Linked DNA regions of Homo sapiens: region 1 is linked to region 2. The links are chromatin loops, found by intact Hi-C in ENCODE. Cell type or tissue: mammary epithelial cell. All regions are shown on one strand. Links, peaks and the distances in the headings refer to the core of each region. The heading gives the core; the rest is flanking DNA. Region 1 overlaps TRAF3IP2 (TRAF3 interacting protein 2). Region 2 overlaps LOC105377944 (a long non-coding RNA gene).

The links. A loop is a pair of places that touch in the nucleus more often than their neighbours do. Peaks named below come from ENCODE experiments on the same cell type or tissue, not always from the same donor. Only the 100,000 strongest peaks of a DNase experiment are listed, where the experiment ranks them.
Region 1: it touches region 2 in a loop (6-fold over the local background); 3 of 110 quality-filtered maps call a loop at or near these places.

The regions. Positions count from the first base shown.
Region 1 is chr6:111,562,873-111,571,208 of GRCh38, reverse strand. It overlaps TRAF3IP2 (TRAF3 interacting protein 2), which reads left to right. Exons shown (of 9, transcript NM_147686.4): 6 at 3,517-3,585; 7 at 4,649-4,765; 8 at 8,170-8,244. It also overlaps TRAF3IP2-AS1. Among named protein-coding and RNA genes, the nearest start is that of TRAF3IP2, 39 kb to the left of the region's middle. RefSeq lists enhancers at 4,845-4,894, 4,774-5,973, 6,138-6,810. In mammary epithelial cell, for the core only: a CTCF peak has its summit at 5,157; DNase peaks (open chromatin) are centred at 2,638, 2,988, 3,748 and 6,588; H3K27ac peaks cover 5,789 bases.
Region 2 is chr6:111,637,517-111,645,852 of GRCh38, reverse strand. LOC105377944 (a long non-coding RNA gene) reads left to right here. Exons shown (of 3, transcript XR_942874.3): 3 at 2,968-3,517. Among named protein-coding and RNA genes, the nearest start is that of TRAF3IP2, 36 kb to the right of the region's middle. RefSeq lists a silencer at 2,973-3,267. In mammary epithelial cell, for the core only: a CTCF peak has its summit at 3,102 (motif pointing right); a DNase peak (open chromatin) is centred at 3,132.

The sequences.
Region 1 (8,336 bases), core at 9-8,008, 75 kb after region 2:
AGCTACTTGGGAGGCTGAGGCAGGAGAATTGCTTGAACCCTGGAGGTGAAGGTTGCAGTGAGCCGAGATCTCGCCACTGCACTCCAGCCTGGGTGACAGAGCAAGGCTCTGTCTCAAAAAAAAAAAAAAAGAAAAAAAAGTTGGCATGGTGGTGTGCGCCTGTAGTCCCAGCTACTTGGGAGGCTGAGGCACAAGAATTGCTTGAACCTGGGAGGTGGAAGTTGTAGTAAGCCGGCATCACACCACTGCACTCCAATCCAGCCTGGGCAACAGAGCAAGACTCTGTCTCCAAAAAAAAGAAAAAAAGAAAGCACTGTGGCAACTGTGACATAAAATCAAATTACACTGGGTGTGGTGGTGCGTGCCTGTAGTCCCAGCTACTTGGGAGGCAGAGGTGGGAGGATCACTTGAGCCCAGGAGTTGGAGGCCAGCCTGGGCAATATAACAAGACCAGGTCTGTAATATAAATAAATACTAAGACATAAGGCCAGCATTTCAGAAAAGATCTTACTTTTTGTCATTTCCAAAGACACATACTGATTGCCCCTGGAGGAGAGCTTAGGTTTTGTTTGTTTATCTTCACAACCAGGGGCCACATAGGCAGAATTTAAATCTGTCCCTGACCCTCATCTCTATGAAGACTTGTGGTAGAAATCACAGAGCCCGGTCCTGGACAGCTAAGTTATTATTGACACATCTAGATCCCCTTAGTGGAATGAAACACTTAATGAGTAATTTAAGGAGAGTGTAATAAGGGGCCTATTACAAAGCTTTGGGTAGGTTTTAGAGAGTCCAATTTTATTGGGGATAGTGCAGTATTCTGGCACTAGCAAAAGCAGGGAGTTGTTACTGCCCCTAGGTCTAAAGAGTCAAAGAAGGAATTCTTACTGGAAGATGAAGAGGATGGCTATATTAGTTTGCTAGGATTCCTATAAAGTACTACCGATTGGGTGGCTTAAGCGTAGAAATTTATTTTCTCACAGTTCTGGAGTCTGGAAGTCCAAGATCAAGGTTTCAGCAGGGTTCATTTCATCCTGAGGCTGTCTTCTCCTTCTGTCCTCACATGGTCTCTCCTCTGTGTGGACACGTCTGTGTTCTAATCTCGTCTTCTATGGACACCAGTTCTGTTGGATTAGGGCCCATACATATCACCTCTTTTTATCCTAATTACTTCTTTAAAGGTCCTGTCTCCAAATACAGTCACATTCTGAGGTAGGGTAGGGAGATAGGGCTTCAACATAGGAATTTTGGGAACACAATTCAGCCCATAATAGTAGCTGTGTGGAGGAATGATCATAACAGGAGCTATGGACTTTGGGAGAGACTTGGAGAAACAAATGGAAGATATCCAGCTCATTGCACCACCCAGGATGTCCACTACAGTAGCTGGGAATAATTTAGAGTGCTTGGATAATAACAATAATCACTATTTTTTATTTATTTAATTTTTTTTGAGACGGGGTCTTGCTCTGTTGCCCAGGCTAGGGTGCAGTGGCACGATCTCGGCTCACTGCAACCTCTGCCTCCCAGGCTCAAGCAATTTTCCTGCCTGAGCCTCCTGAGTAACTGGGATTACAGGCACCTGCCACCAAGCTCAGCTAATTTTTTTTTGTATTTTTAGTAGAGACGGGTTTTCACCATGTTTGCCAGGCTGGTCTCACACTCCTAACCTCAAGTGATCTGCCCCCCTCAGCCTCCCAAAGTGCTGGGATTACAGGCGTGAGCCACCACGCCCGGCCAATTATCACCATTTACTGAGTGCTTATTTCCTGCCTGGCATTATGATAGGCCTTTTCCATGTTAACTCATTTTAGTTCTCACAACCACCGTAGGAAGTCAGTTTATTAACTACATATTACAAGTGAAGATAAGATTTAGAGAGTTTTAGTAACATTTCCAAAGTCATGCAGGTGGGAAGTGGCAAAGCCAAGACAGAACCCAAGCTGTCCGTTTCTTCTCAACCCTGACACTATATTGCTTCTCTCCCATATAATAGCAATGGATTAGTGACACAGTCTCAGAAAGCTACAAAAGCGTTCTCAAGAGTAGTCGTTGGCCATCACACATTTGAAAACAGGAGTCATCTAAACCAAAATAACAGCCATTCCATTTTTCATGTAAAGACACATATTCTGAACTCTGTACTCTATGTATGTGATAGTTCGGTATACACAGGGCATGGTCTCTTTCCGTAGGAGGCTTAGCATCAGGTTGAAGAGACACAGCAGACATAAATGAAACATGTCCTGAATAAAAGAATGTTATCATACGTGTTAATTGTCCAGTATCATTAGTGGTCACAATGGGGTAGAGTTAGGTGAAGTGAGGAAGAGGAGGAGATTGGCATGTGGGAAGGATTCACAGAGCAGGGGGGTTTGTGCTGTGCCTTTAGGGTACAGGGGACTCCAATGTGGGGAGTAAAGTAGACAGGATATGTGAGGAAAAGAGAGGCGAGGCTGGATCATGGATGGCGAGGCTGGATCATGGATGGATCATGGATGGCTTTTCAAGTGATCTGCCTGCCACGGCCTCCCAAGTGCTGGGATTATAGGCATGAGCCATCGTGCCTGGCCTGGAATGACATTTAGGACAAGTAATCTGGGAGCAGTGCAGCTGAATCACGTAACCCCTCCCCAGGGACACTCTCCCTGAGTCACCCATTCCAGTATATAATCCCTCTTCCCATCAAGAGCATCTCGTAAACACACACGTGCACGTACACACACACACACACACACACACACACACACACACACACACACACACACACACACACTCTGCAGTATAAGCCTGAGCCCAAGAAGGGCCTTCTTATTTGGTTTCTTATAAAATAAAAAATAACTGATCTTTCTCCTTTTAAAATATCCCTTCAAAAACTTGAATGCTGATAGTAAATATCAGTCTTTTCAAGGCCTAAGAGTTCTACTTCTGACTTTCATCATAAACCTCTTCCCTACCGTTTCAGTAATTGTTTTTGTGACTGTTCCTTGGCTCTGCTCCAAGTTTCATACAATCCTTTTGAAACATATAGATTGAAACTGTACATAATACCATAATAATGACCTCACTAATGCAAGTAAAGCACCACAATTGTATCTCAGTTACTTGTATGCCACACATCCATTAAAATGTTCCAGAATTATGTTTGCCTTTCAAATGTCTAAATTACAGATATATAATATATGTATATTGCTGGCTTATATCCAACTTAGTGGTATACCGTGTCCCTCAGATTTTTAAAAACCTGATTATTGTGTAGCCATAGATATATTTTGATGTGTATCACAATATCCTAATTATGGACATAACATTAACTACTTAAATGCCTACTAATGTTGAAATAGGGAATATTTTCAGAAAATTATATTTTGTTTTTTAGACCTATGTGCTCCTTCTTGCAAAAAGCATTAGTTAAGTTTTGGAGCTTTAAATGTATATAGTATTGTGTTTTCTTCTGCTCTGCATCTTGAGAGAACCTCTCATTAAGGGCCAACTCCCACATCTTTTTTTTTGCAGATTGACATATTTGAGGATAGAATCCGAGGCATTGATATCATTAAATGGATGGAGCGCTACCTTAGGGATGTAAGTACATTCCAAAAACCAGAGTTTGTTTTCTGGTGAGAAAGACAATGAGCTTATGAAGTTGTTTTATTAAAGAAACCCTGGCATACCCACCTAAGTCTGAAGCTGAGAAAGCCCCAACAAAGCCTCCCTTGTTGGAAGCCGTGCAAAGACTTGGAAAGGAAGGACGGAGTCGCCCTCTTGGACATGCACAGGCAGGAAATAACGGTCAAACCAGACACAGGTGGTTGATAACAATCAGAGGAAACAATCTTTTGACGAGAATAGGAAAGAAGGAAATGAAGGCGGAGAGTGGGGAGAGAGCAGCAGAATTCAATTTAATCTGAGGCCACCCCAAGTGTTTTGTAGAATTGGGCTGAAGAGGTTTCCTAGGCAGCCTCGCAGGCTGCACAGCACACCACCCCCGAGGTGCCCACGTGCAGCCCCGTGATTTGTTCTCCACTGACAGAATCTATACCGGCCACTGGGACACGTTGTGCTTTAACAAGATCGAAATTGATTGCTGCCAGCGTGTCCGTGTCGGCTGCTTCTTTTGGAGGGAGCCAGTGGGGGACGGGAGTCTCAGCAGGCTGGGGTGTTGCACTTTTCCTTTTGTCTGCAGCCTGATGTTTGCTTTGTGCTGAAGGGTCTGTTCCTACTGACTGTGCTAATGTGTACACGCAGAAGACAGGGCAGTCGAGTGCAGTGACTGGCAGCTCAGAACCAGCTGGAGGGAGGGAGGGTGCTTCTTACTGTTGGTGTTGCAGTGCCTTTTTGCCACGACACAGACTCACTCAGTGATTCGGGCTTTCATTAGAGGTTTATTAGTGATGGTTGTGGAAAATGGTAGGCAAAAGCACATCTATTTGAGAGAGCCCCTCTCTGAGCCATTTGCTCTGCATGTTCAAGGTGGGGCTGGGCTGGAGACAGAAGGGAGAAGCAGAGATAAGAGTCTGCCTGAGTGGGGGCCAGTGCTTCTCTTTCTATGGAGAATGAGCCTGGCCCTCCACCCCGTGTGTCAGAGAATGCCCACAGTCCTGCTGGTACACTTCCATAAACATGCCTTTCTCCCTCTCATTAACAGAAGACCGTGATGATAATCGTAGCAATCAGCCCCAAATACAAACAGGACGTGGAAGGCGCTGAGTCGCAGCTGGACGAGGATGAGCATGGCTTACATACTAAGTACATTCATCGAATGGTGAGTGGGGAGGGGATCACAACACCTCACTGTCCCCTGGGGATGGATACCTTGTCCAGGGAAGTCCCATTCTTCCCCAGAGACCAGCTGAAGGCAGCATGATGCTGGGTGAAGAGCTCCAGGCTTGCCATGTCAGGAGAGGAGCTGTTGGTTCTGGCTCCATCTACCTTAGGGACTGTGGGCAAGTCCCTGCACCTCTGGGACTCAGTTGTTCCTATCAGTTGCAAGGGGAGAGCAATCTGTCATCTCTAGGATCCAAGATTCTGGAAAGACGTGCTCTGCTGGCTTGGCTGTTTACCAGCAACTATGAAGTCCTAGGAGGCAGGAGACGGGGTGGTGAGGAGGGCTGGCCCCTGCAGCTGTATCATGTTCTGTGCCCTACCTTTTCAGAAAGGCAGGTGGCGTAGTGAAAGGGACACCTGCTGTTGCATCATGTGGGCCTGGTTAAAGTTGGCTTCCTCATGTACAGGCTGTGTGACCGTGGCCCCACTGCTTAAACTCTTTGTGCCTCAATGTCCCTATTCACAAAATGGGTCACTAATACTTACAGGATTGTCGTGAAGATGAAATGAAATAATGTTTTCAAAATATCTGGTGCATATCAGATGCTCAAACAAGGGAAGGGAGTGTTCTTAGCTCATGACAGGTGGGGAACTATGGGGCCTGGTTATATTCAAATAAGTGGGAGACATTTAGGATATTAAACTTGTCCAGCATGGGATAAAACTAGAACATTCTGACCGAAACAATCACCCAGCGTTGGAACTGGCTGTTTTATGGGCTACGAATCCTCCTTCTCCCCGTGATTATAGAGACGCTGTGAGACAGTTTCTGCTTGACTAGGAGGCGGTGCTACACTTGTGACTTTCAGGCTGTCCTGTGGAGTTCCCAGTGGGTGCCCATATGTGCTGGAGGAGGGGCTGGGTCTGCGCCTCCCACCCCTACCTCAGCCAGAGCTGGTCTGTACTTCTCAGGCTTGTTTGTTGACCAAGGATTCTGAGATTTAAAAAGGCTTGGAAAATCACTGGACTAGAACTGATAAGCTCCATTTCAGCTCTAACACTTCATGAGGGGGAAGGCACCTGGAATGGGCATAGAGTGTCACTAAGATGGGAAGATGGGGAGGGCACAGTCAGGCTGTCTCGGGGCACACAGCTTTACCTCAGGGGAAGCAGATGTAGGTCCCAGGTCTGTCCTGTGGGTCAGCAGCGTGGGAAAGTAGGAGGGTGGGTATTCCCCATCTGAGTCTTCATGGTCTCTGTCTCCCTTTCCACCAAGTGCAGACCACTCACGTGAGCTCACAACCAAACTGAAGGAAGAGCCGAGGCAAGGTGATGAGGTTAAAAAGTGAGGCCAGGGAGTCAGGAGATAAGGCTCCCTCCTCTTCTGGTCTCAACCAGTCTCACAGCCCTTGTACAGTGCCCCGGAAAGGTATCATTCCTGGGAGTAAACTGCCTGAAAAGGTCATGGCTGGCTCGGGGTGCTGCCGGCCCTTGGTTGTCTGATGCATGTCTGCATGGCCTCAGAGCACCCAATGTCCTGTCTGCATCTCTAGGAACCTGCCAGTCCCAGAAGCTGACAGCTGGTGCGTGGGAAGGGCTCGAGGCCTCAGCCAGTTCCTAAGGAAACCTGTCTAGCTCTGTGGGTGTGTGGTGTAGCCAGGCAGTAATACACAGCTTGGCCTCAGAGCTTGTCTGACTGTACCAACTGGAACCAAACTGTCGCCAAACTTGGTTTCTTGGGCCACAATGTCTTGGGCCCTTACTCATCATAGAAGGGGTCGAAGAGGTCAGACACAGAAGTGCCTTCCTGACTGCCTGGCTGACTTCCTGCACCCCTCTAGGCAACAGAAAACCCTGGAACAACAAGAACTTGGCCATGACAGAGGTAGTGCAGAGGTACTGATGAGTAACTGCATCATACAGTGAATTAGTTTACAGAAACTCAGTTTCTGGAAGGGTGAGAGAAAATAAAAATGCACTGCTGCTGGCTGGCCCCTCCACAGGCTGGGCAGCCTAGTGCACAAGCCAAACTTCACAGTATACGGAGTCCTAGAAGTCAAACAAAACTCAGTGCTTCACTTGTAACTTATGCACCCCATCCCCTTCCTTTCATGTGTACTCGGTGCTGGTGTGGTGGGTGCTTCTAGCTGCACAGTACTTGGGTCATTTTAAAATATGTTCTTGGTGTTATCTTATGGTTTTTAGAGAGAGGTGGTTCCGAAAAAACACCTTGTGGAGGATTTGTGTGTGTTGTGTGATCGTGTGTGTGTGTGTGTGCGTATGCAACTATGTGAGAGTGTGTGTTTATGAGGGGTTTCTATGGTGATTTCAATAACCAGCTATCACCACTGTCACTTTCTTCTCTGTTCTGTTATTTCCATGCACAATGAAAACTTCTCAGTTATAAAAATGAATTGGAAGATGAAATGGTTGGAAACACATAATTCCTCGTCTCCTTCTCATCAGATGACTGAAAGCTTTGTGCTGGTCACAGGATTTGGAAGACTCTAACTCCCCTCCTATTGAAAATTCTGATTTTTGAGAGAGTTCTTGGTAGCTAAATCTTCTTGGGCTACCACAGTGTCAGAGCATATTGGAACTGGTGTGAGGAACCTAAAGCCTGGCAGATGGAGCTCTTCGCAATTGACATCCCCTCTCTGCCAAGCCCATCTTGTGCTCTAGTCACAGTGCATTAGTAGCTGGTCCCAACCACATCAACACACTTTCACACCTCCAGACATTTGCTCATGCTGTTGCCTCTGCCTCTGTTTTCCCTACTTGACCAAAATCTTTTCTTTCAGTGCCCAAATGAACCCTCTTTTGTAACTGTCCTTCCAATCTCTGATGTAGAATGGATGGCCCCCATTCTGGGCTTCTAGAGCAATTGTTAATACTTTTCACCCGGCACTCTGGTTGGTAATTTCCCTTTCTGCCTGCTCACTAGACTGCTGGCTTTGTGAAGATAGGGACTGTATCTGTGGTGTTCTGCTAAGCTGGCTCTCCTGATTTGTAGCACTTACCTATTTCCATGGTATAAATACTCTCCAATACCATCGCCAATTTCAAGCTATCAGTGTGAAGTCACTGAACACAGAATTAGGAAGAGATGCACACAACAAGCTTTTGTGAGCTGCTGCAAGCCAGTTCCAGCATACCCTGGAAGGTATCCTAATCCTTAAAACCCAAAGTCTGACATAGAATGTGACTTCTAACAGGCCTCCAATAAACGACTGATGAGTGAATGGAATAGATGTGTAATGGGGAGGCCTTAAAATGTTAAGTGTGTGGCACTCAAGTATGGAAATCAGAATAAAAATGCCATGTGGACGTGCATGATTATGGGTACCATTAACTCCTCATCCTCATTCCTGAAATTAAACCTTCACATTTGTTTGGTTTCAGATGCAGATTGAGTTCATAAAACAAGGAAGCATGAATTTCAGATTCATCCCTGTGCTCTTCCCAAATGCTAAGAAGGTAAACAAACAAAGAAACAAAATCCTCATAATTCAATCTTTGGTTTGCTTTGCCATCTGGGATTTTAAATGGAAAACCTTGTCCATTCTTTT
Region 2 (8,336 bases), core at 66-8,065:
CCATGCCTGGCCTGTTTTTGCCTTTTGAGAGTTGGGGTCTCACTCTGTTGCCCAGGCTCGTCTCAAGGTCCGACCTAAAGTGATCCCCCTGCCTCAGCCTCACAATTAGCTGGGATTATAGGTGTGAGCCATCATACCCAGCTAGAAATTTATTTCTTACAGCTCTGGAGGCTGGGCGGTCCAAGATCAAGGCACCAGCAGGTTTGGTGTCTGGTGTGGGCCTGCTTCCTGGTTCAGAGATGGTGCCTTCTTTCTGTGTCCTCACCTGGTAGAAGGGAAGAGGGAGCTCTCTGGGGTCTCTTTTATAGGGGCACTGCTCCCATTCGCAAGGGCTCTGCTCTCATGACCTAATCACCTCCCAAAGGCCCCACCTCCTAATACCGTCACACGGGGTGTTAGGATTCCAACTATGAATTTGGGGGAATAGAGCATTCAGTCCCGTATGCCCTTTTCTCCTCTCATTTGCCTCCTGCTGGAAACTTCTGGCAGCAGAACAATTGCATGGCATACTTAGGGTTCCTTTTGAGTCCCTCTTGCCACAGCCCCAGTGGCCCAGCCATGGAAGGCTCCTGCCCTCAACTCTGTTCTGGGCATCCCTGTCAACCATCTCACAGTCTGCCCCTGCTGGCAAGGAGGGACACAGAAGGGGGCTGGTGAGCAGACACTCCAGGGCACGGGTGCAGATCCTCCTCTCCAGGCAGGGCAGCAGGGCAGCCTCAGCATGGGGCCTTCAGCTGTTGGAGAAGCCAACCAGGCAGGTCAGGCGGACTTGGCATGACTCAACTGCTGAGAAAGCAAGTCGCTGATACAACAGGGACTTGTGAGCTGGGAACAGCCATGAAACTGGACTGGGGATCTGGGGACCTGACTCCTGTCACACCAGGTGAGTCTGCCCAGCTCTCAGCTCTTCCCCTACTTGATTTGAGGCTGCAGGGCCTGGGCCTTCACACCAGCACTTCAAGGAGGTGCCACCCTGTTGGGTTTGATGAGCCTGACCTCCAGCAGAGAGTCCCAGAAGATCACAGACTTACAGGGTATGAGGGACTGTTTTTCAGGGCAAGCCCCTGGTTTTGTAGATGAAGCTGTTCAGAAAATATACTGAAAACTCCCACTAGCTTTATTCCTGTCCCCTACCTCATCCTTGTCAGAATGTCTCCACGTGGAATGGTGTCCAGTGCCCTCTCCCTGGGCTGGCCACACTTTAGGATGCCCCACCTTGATTCTCATGCCCTCTTTTGATAAATGCAACTATCTCAAGTACCTCGTCTTACCCTTCCAAGATTCAGATAAACTCCCCCAGGGGTGGGATGGGACCAGGGTGGGATGGCGATGCCCTGTAGAGGGCAACCTAGCCATTAACAGGGACTTTCTCCAGCCGCTGAATGGAGTCTTGCTCTGTCACCCAGCCTGAAGTGCAGTGGTGCGATCTCAGCTTACTGCAACCTCCGCCTCCTGGATTCAAGCGATTCTCCTGCCTCAGCCTCCCAAGTAGCTGGGACTACAGACATCTGCCACCATGCCCAGCTAACTTTTTGTATTTTTAGTAGTGACGGGGTTTCACCATGTTAGCCAGGATGGCCTCCATCCCCTGACCTCATGATCTGCCTGCCCCAGCCTCCCAAAGTGCTGGGATTACAGGCGTGAGCCACCGTGCCTGGCCTCGTTTGGTTTTCTTAAAACCGAAAACCCTCAGGCAGAATTCTCCACTGCCTCCCCCACACAGGGGAAATCCTGCAGTGTGCCTTTTGCCCAGGCCACATCACATTTCCAGCTCTTCCCCTGGCTGGCTGCTTCCTCCTGAGCTTGCTGCTGACTCAAGCAACTGAGAGGGCAGGGGCTGAAAATTTAGTTAAATGCAGATTCCTAGACTCTTCTGATTTGGGGTGAAACCTAAAAATCCAGATTTAAATTTTTTTTAAAAATTTTTTAGAGACAGGGTCTCGCTCTGTCACCTCAGTTGGAGTGCAGTGGTGCAATCACAGCTCACTGCAGCCTCAATCACCTGGGCTCAAGTGATCCTCCCACCTCAGCCTCCCGAGTAGCCAAGACTACAGGTGCACACAACCATGCCCGGCTAATTTTAATTTTTGAATTTTTTGTAGAGACAGGGTCTCACTATGTAGCCCAGGTTCATCAAGCAATCTTCCCACCTTGGCCTCCCAAAGTGCTGGGATTACAGACATGAGCCACCAGTTCAGCTACATTAAATACATAATATTTTTCTTCTTAATGGCACAGTAATATATGTGTACAACCTAGTCAGTGTAAAAACAATAAACACTACAGATAAAGCAGTGACCCCCCACACACACTTCTCAACATCATACCTTACCAAAGGTAATCACTTATCAACTTGGTTTGTATCTTGGTTTGTATCTTTTTTTAAATACATTTACATAGACATGCCTTTCCTTTACATAAATGAAATCTTACTGCACATATTGTTCTGCATCTTGACTTTTCATCAAACAGTATGACTCAGAGAATTTTTCTCGCTTCTTTTTAACAAATAATATTTATTAGTATGCCATAAGGTGGAAATGGCATCATTTAACCATTCTTCTGTTGATGGATATTTAGGTTATTTCCAGATTTTCAGTGTTACAAACAACGTTACATCCTTGCCCTTTTTATGGACATCTGTAAGGCTTTCCCTTGGAGAAATATCTAGAAGTGGAATTGCTTCCATATTAATTTTAATATATTATTAAATTTAGTATCTCCTGCTGACTTGTTCCATTAAACTCCTTAGTGTAAGTGAGTAATCATCTTCCTATAATCTTCATTTTTAATAAGTTCCAGATGATTTTGATACCAGTGTCCAAGGACCATATTTTGAATATGTCAAGTAGTGGTTTATCATTTGACTATTGCTACAATAATGCTAGGCTTACAGAAATTATTCCAAAACTTAACGGCTTAAAATGACAAGTTGGATTTTTTTTTTTTTTTCTCATGGGTCTGCAGGTAGACCAGGACCCTGCTGTACTTGACTGGACTCCAGGCTCAGAGTTCCAATTTGCCCACGGCAGAACTTGGCTGCAGGCTTCAGGTCAAGTTCAGGTCTGTTTCACAGTGTTTATTCTGGGCCCAGGCTGAAGGGGGCAGTGGCTTCCTGGGAAATTCGTGTCTTATGGCTATCACAGAAGCCCTCAGAGCTAAGTTAAGCCTTTCAAACTTTCAAGACCTCAGAGTGCATCGCGATGTCTCAAATTCCATTGGCCATTCTAATAATGTGGCCAAGCACACATCAATAGGTCAGGACATATTCCCTGTACTTGAAGGGTGGGCTCTGCAATGTTATGACAAAGGGGAGTGAAGAGTCACGACCAAGTCTTTCAATCTCATCTACCGTAGTGGTGAAGGGCACAGGCTTTGGTGCCAGAAAGAAGAGTTGGTTTGAACCCCTGCTTCTGTGACACTGGGGAAATTACCAAATACAGAGTTACTCTTCCTCATTGTTGTGTTGAGATGATCCTCACCAAAAATGAATTTTAGGAGTCAACTTTCATATTTGGTTTAGAGGAAACCAATAGAAGTCAAATGTCTTTTCTTTTTTTTTTTTTTTTTTGGCACAGCTTCCCACTCTGTCACCCAAGCTGGAGTGCGGCGGTGTGATCTCGGCTCACTGCAGCCTCCACCTCCCAAGTACAAGTGATTCTCCTGCCTCAGCCTCCTGAGTAGCTGGGATTACAGGCACGCACCACCATGCCCGGCTAATTTTTTTTTTTTTTTGAAACGGATTCTTGCTCTGTCGCCCAGGCTGGAGTGCAGTGGCGCGATCTCGGCTCACTGCAAGCTCCGCCTCCCACGTTCACGCCATTCTCCTGCCTCAGCCTCCCGAGTAGCTGGGACTACAGGCGCCCGCCACCACGCCTGGCTATTTTTTTCTATTTTCAGTAGAGACGGGGTTTCACTGTGTTAGCTAGGATGGTCTTGATCTCCTGACCTCGTGATCCGCCCGCCTCGGCCTCCCAAAGTGCTGGGATTACAGGCGTGAGCCACCGTGCCCGGCCATGCCCGGCTAATTTTTGTATTTTTAGTAGAGATGGGGTTTCACCATGTTGGCCAGGCTGGTCTCAAACTCCTGACCTCAAGTAATCCACTCGCCCACAGCTTCCCAAAGTGCTGGGATTACAGGCGTGGGTCACTGCGCCACGCCAGAAATCAAATGTCTATTTATAATATGGAGTTTATTAAGTAGATTTCAAAACTGCTTTGCAGCAGCACAGCTCTTCAGTTTTCCTGTGAAACACACATTACCCTAAGTTAGAAAACCAAGTCATGACTCCCTCACATGCTCTTGTTAATATGCCATTCACACCTTCCTTTGTGTTCATTCATAATTGGAATTTAAAGAGATTCACTTATTTCTCACTGTTTTATTCCAAAAGAAAAAAAATACAGCAATTACCATAGTTCCTTAAAAGATTTAAATTTTTAAAAGTACAACCTAAAATTAGATTCATGGTGTCTTCCAGTAATTTTTATCTATTTTCATTTTATTTTTGAACTTTTTATTGAACTATAAAGCATTAATATACATAGAAACATGTTTTTTAATTAAACAGAATCAAAGATTTTTTATAATTACTTTATGAGATTTAGCTTGAGAATTTTTATCTTGAGAATTATTGACAATACTATTTAAATTTTTGATTTTTTCAGTAATTATCCTTAACATCACCCCCACCCCCACCAAATTTAGAAAATCTCATTTGTCTAGAATTTTTTAAAGAAAAAGAAAAACAACCTCAGGAATTCCAAAGTGCTGCTTACCATCAAAATGTTTTCAAAAAAGATGACTAGGCCGGGTACGGTGGCTCACGTCTGTAATCCCAGCACTTTGGGAGGCCGAGGCAGGCAGATCACCTGACATCAGGAGTTTGAGACCAGCCTGACCAATATGATGAAACCCCGCCTCTACTAAAAATACAAAAATTAGCCAGGTGTGGTGGCGTGCACCTGTAATCCCAGCTACTTGGGAGGCTGAGACAGGAGAATCACTTGAACCTGGGAGGTGGAGGTTGCGGTGAGCCGAAATCACACCATTGCACTCCAGCCTGGGCAACAAGAGCAAAACTCCATCTCAAAAAAAAAAAAAAAAAAAAAAAAAAAGACAGCTCTTCACGTGCTGAAAACAGCCTGGTCTGACTTCTCTGTAGACGTGGGAAGTTGCTATGCTTTTAGAGTTTTAGACTAAATGTGGCACTGAAGAATATAAAAATCAACACAAATGTATTAGTTTGCTAGGACTGCCATAACAAAGTACCACAGACTGGGTGGCTTAAACAACAGAAATTTCTCACAGTTCTGGAGGCTACAAGTCCAAGATCAAGGTGTCAGCAGGTCTGGTTTCTTCTAAGGCCTGTCCTCCTGGCTTAAATATGGCCACCTTCTCCCTGTGTCCTCCCTCAGGTGGCCTTTCCTCTGATCACACACATCCCCACTGTCTGTCTATCCTAATCTCCTCTTCTTATAACAGCAGACACTATCAGATTGGATTAAGGCTCACCCTAAAGGCCTCGTTTTAACTTAATGACAGTACCTCTTTAAAGGCCTTATCTCCAAATAACAATCACATTCTGAGGTATTGGAGGTTAGAGCTTCAGTATATGAATTTGTGTGGGGCAGGGGGAAGATACACGATTCATTCCATAAAAATAGATTACAGACAACATTACTTTAAAACTATTTTAAACAGCTTTATTGAGATAGAATTCAAGTACAATTCACTTATTTAAATTGTACAATTTATTTTATTTTATTTTTTTTTGAGACGGAGTCTCGATCTGTCACCCAGGCTGGAGTGCGGTGGCACGATCTCGCCTCACTGCAACCTCCACCTGCTGGGTTCACACCATTCTCCTGCCTCAGCCTCCCGAGTAGCTGGGACTACAGGCACCTGCCACCACACCTAGCTAATTTTTTGTATTTTTAGTAGAGACAGGGTTTCACTGTGTTAGCCAGGATGGTCTCGATCTCCTGACCTCATGATCCACCCACCTCGACCTCCCAAAGTGCTGGGATTACAGGCATGAGCCACCGTGCCTGGCCTTAAATTGTACAATTTAATGGCTTTTGGTATATTCACAGAGTTGCACAACCATCACCACAATCAATTTTAAAACATTTTCATTACCCTAAAAGAAGCCCCACACCCCTTATCATTACTGCCCCAATCTCCTCCCCTCTCCCTAGTCCTAGGCAACCACTACTCTATTTTGTTTCTATGGATTTGCCTATTCTGGACATTTTATTTAAATGAAATCATACAATATGTAGTCACTTGTGACTGGCTTCTTTCACTTAGCATAGTGTTTTTCAAAGTTTATCCATGTTGTATCAGTACTTCTTTTTTATTGCTTAATAATATTCCATTGTATGGATATGCCATATTGTATTTATCCATTCATCAGTTGATGGACATTTATTTCCACATTTTGTCTATTATGAATAATGCTGCTATGAATATTCATGTACAAGTTTCAGTGTAGACATATGTCTTCAATTCTCTTTGGTGTTTGGAGTAGAACTACTGGATCATATGGAATTCTATCTTAACCATTTGAAAATAACTAAAGTTTTACCCAAATTATTGTTATCAAACTATGTAATTGAGAAGAGATATTCCATCTTCATGGATTGTAATACTTTCTACTATTAAGATGTCAGCCCTCTCTAAATTGACCTAAAGAGTCAAAATCTTAGCAGAAGTTTTTGTAAAAATTGACGAGATTCTTACATTTTTATAAGGAAATTAAAAAAACTTAGCCAAAACCATTTTGAAGAATAGCAAATTTGGAGGACTTATACTACCAGATTTGAAGATTCACGATAAAACTGTAAGACAAAGTACTATTGGCCAGATGCGGTGGCTCATGCCTTGTAATCCCAGCACTTTGAGAGGTCTAGGCAGGCGGATCACCTGAGGTCAGGAGTTCGAGACCAGCCTGGCTAACATGGTGAAACCCTGTTTCTACTAAAAATACAAAAAATTAGCCCGGTGTGGTGACGCATGCCTGTAATCCCAGCTACTAGGGAGGCTGAGGCAGAGAGAATTGCTTGAACCCAGGAGGCCAAGGTTGCAGTGAGTTGAGATTGTGCCACTGCACTTCAGCCTGGGCAACAGAGCGAGACTCCATTTAAAAAAAAAAAAAGTACTATTGAGACAAGGATAAACACATAGACCAATGGAACAGAATAAAGACTCCAGAAATAGACCCACATATATATATAGTCGTTTGATTTGCAACAAAGGGACCACTGCAATCCAACAGGAAAACAGTCTTTTCAATATATGGTGTCAAGTCATTTACATACCATGTTGAAAAAAAATTTTTCACACTTATTTTACAACATACACAAAAATTAATTTGAGCTTAAGTCATATTCTTAAATGCAAAAGGTAAAACAATAGGCCTCTAGTGAAAAACAGTGGAATATCTTCATGTCCTTGGAGTAGGCAGAGATTTCTTTAAAATATTTCACCGTAAAAGTAAAACATGGTAAATTGGACCTTTTCAAAAATAAGAATGTATGTTAATCATTTTTTTTGTTGTGTCTCTGCCAGGCTTTGGTATCAGGATGGTGCTGGCCTCATAAAATGAGTTAGGGAGAATTCCCTCTTTTTCTATTGATTGGAATAGTTTCAGAAGGAATGGTACCAGCTCCTCTTTGTACCTCTGGTAGAATTTGGTTGTGAATCCATCTGGTCCTGGACTTTTTTTGGTTGGTAGGCTATTAATTATTGCCTCAATTTCAGAGCCTGTTATTGGTCTATTCAGGGATTCAACTTCTTCCTGGTTTAGTCTTGGGAGGGTGTATGTGTCCAGGAATTTATCCATTTCTTCTAGATTTTCTAGTTTATTTGCGTAGAGGTGTTTATAGTATTCTCTGATGGTAGTTTGTATTTCTGTGGGATCGGTGGTGATATCTCCTTTATCATTTTTTATTGCATCTATTTGATTCTTCTCTCTTTTCTTCTTTATTAGTCTTGCCGGTAGTCTATCAATTTTGTTGATCTTTTCAAAAAACCAGCTCCTGGGTTCATTGATTTTTTTGAAGGGTTTTTTGTGTCTCTACCTCCTTCAGTTCTGCTCTGATCTTAGTCATTTCTTGCCTTCTGCTAGATTTTGAATGTGTTTGCTCTTGCTTCTCTAGTTCTTTTAATTGTGATGTTAGGGTGTCAATTTTAGATCTTTCCTGCTTTCTCTTGTGGGCATTTAATACTGTAAACTTCCCTCTACACACTGCTTTAAATGTGTCCCAGAGATTCTGGTATGTTGTGTCTTTGTTCTCGTTGGTTTCAAAGAACATCTTTATTTCTGCCTTTA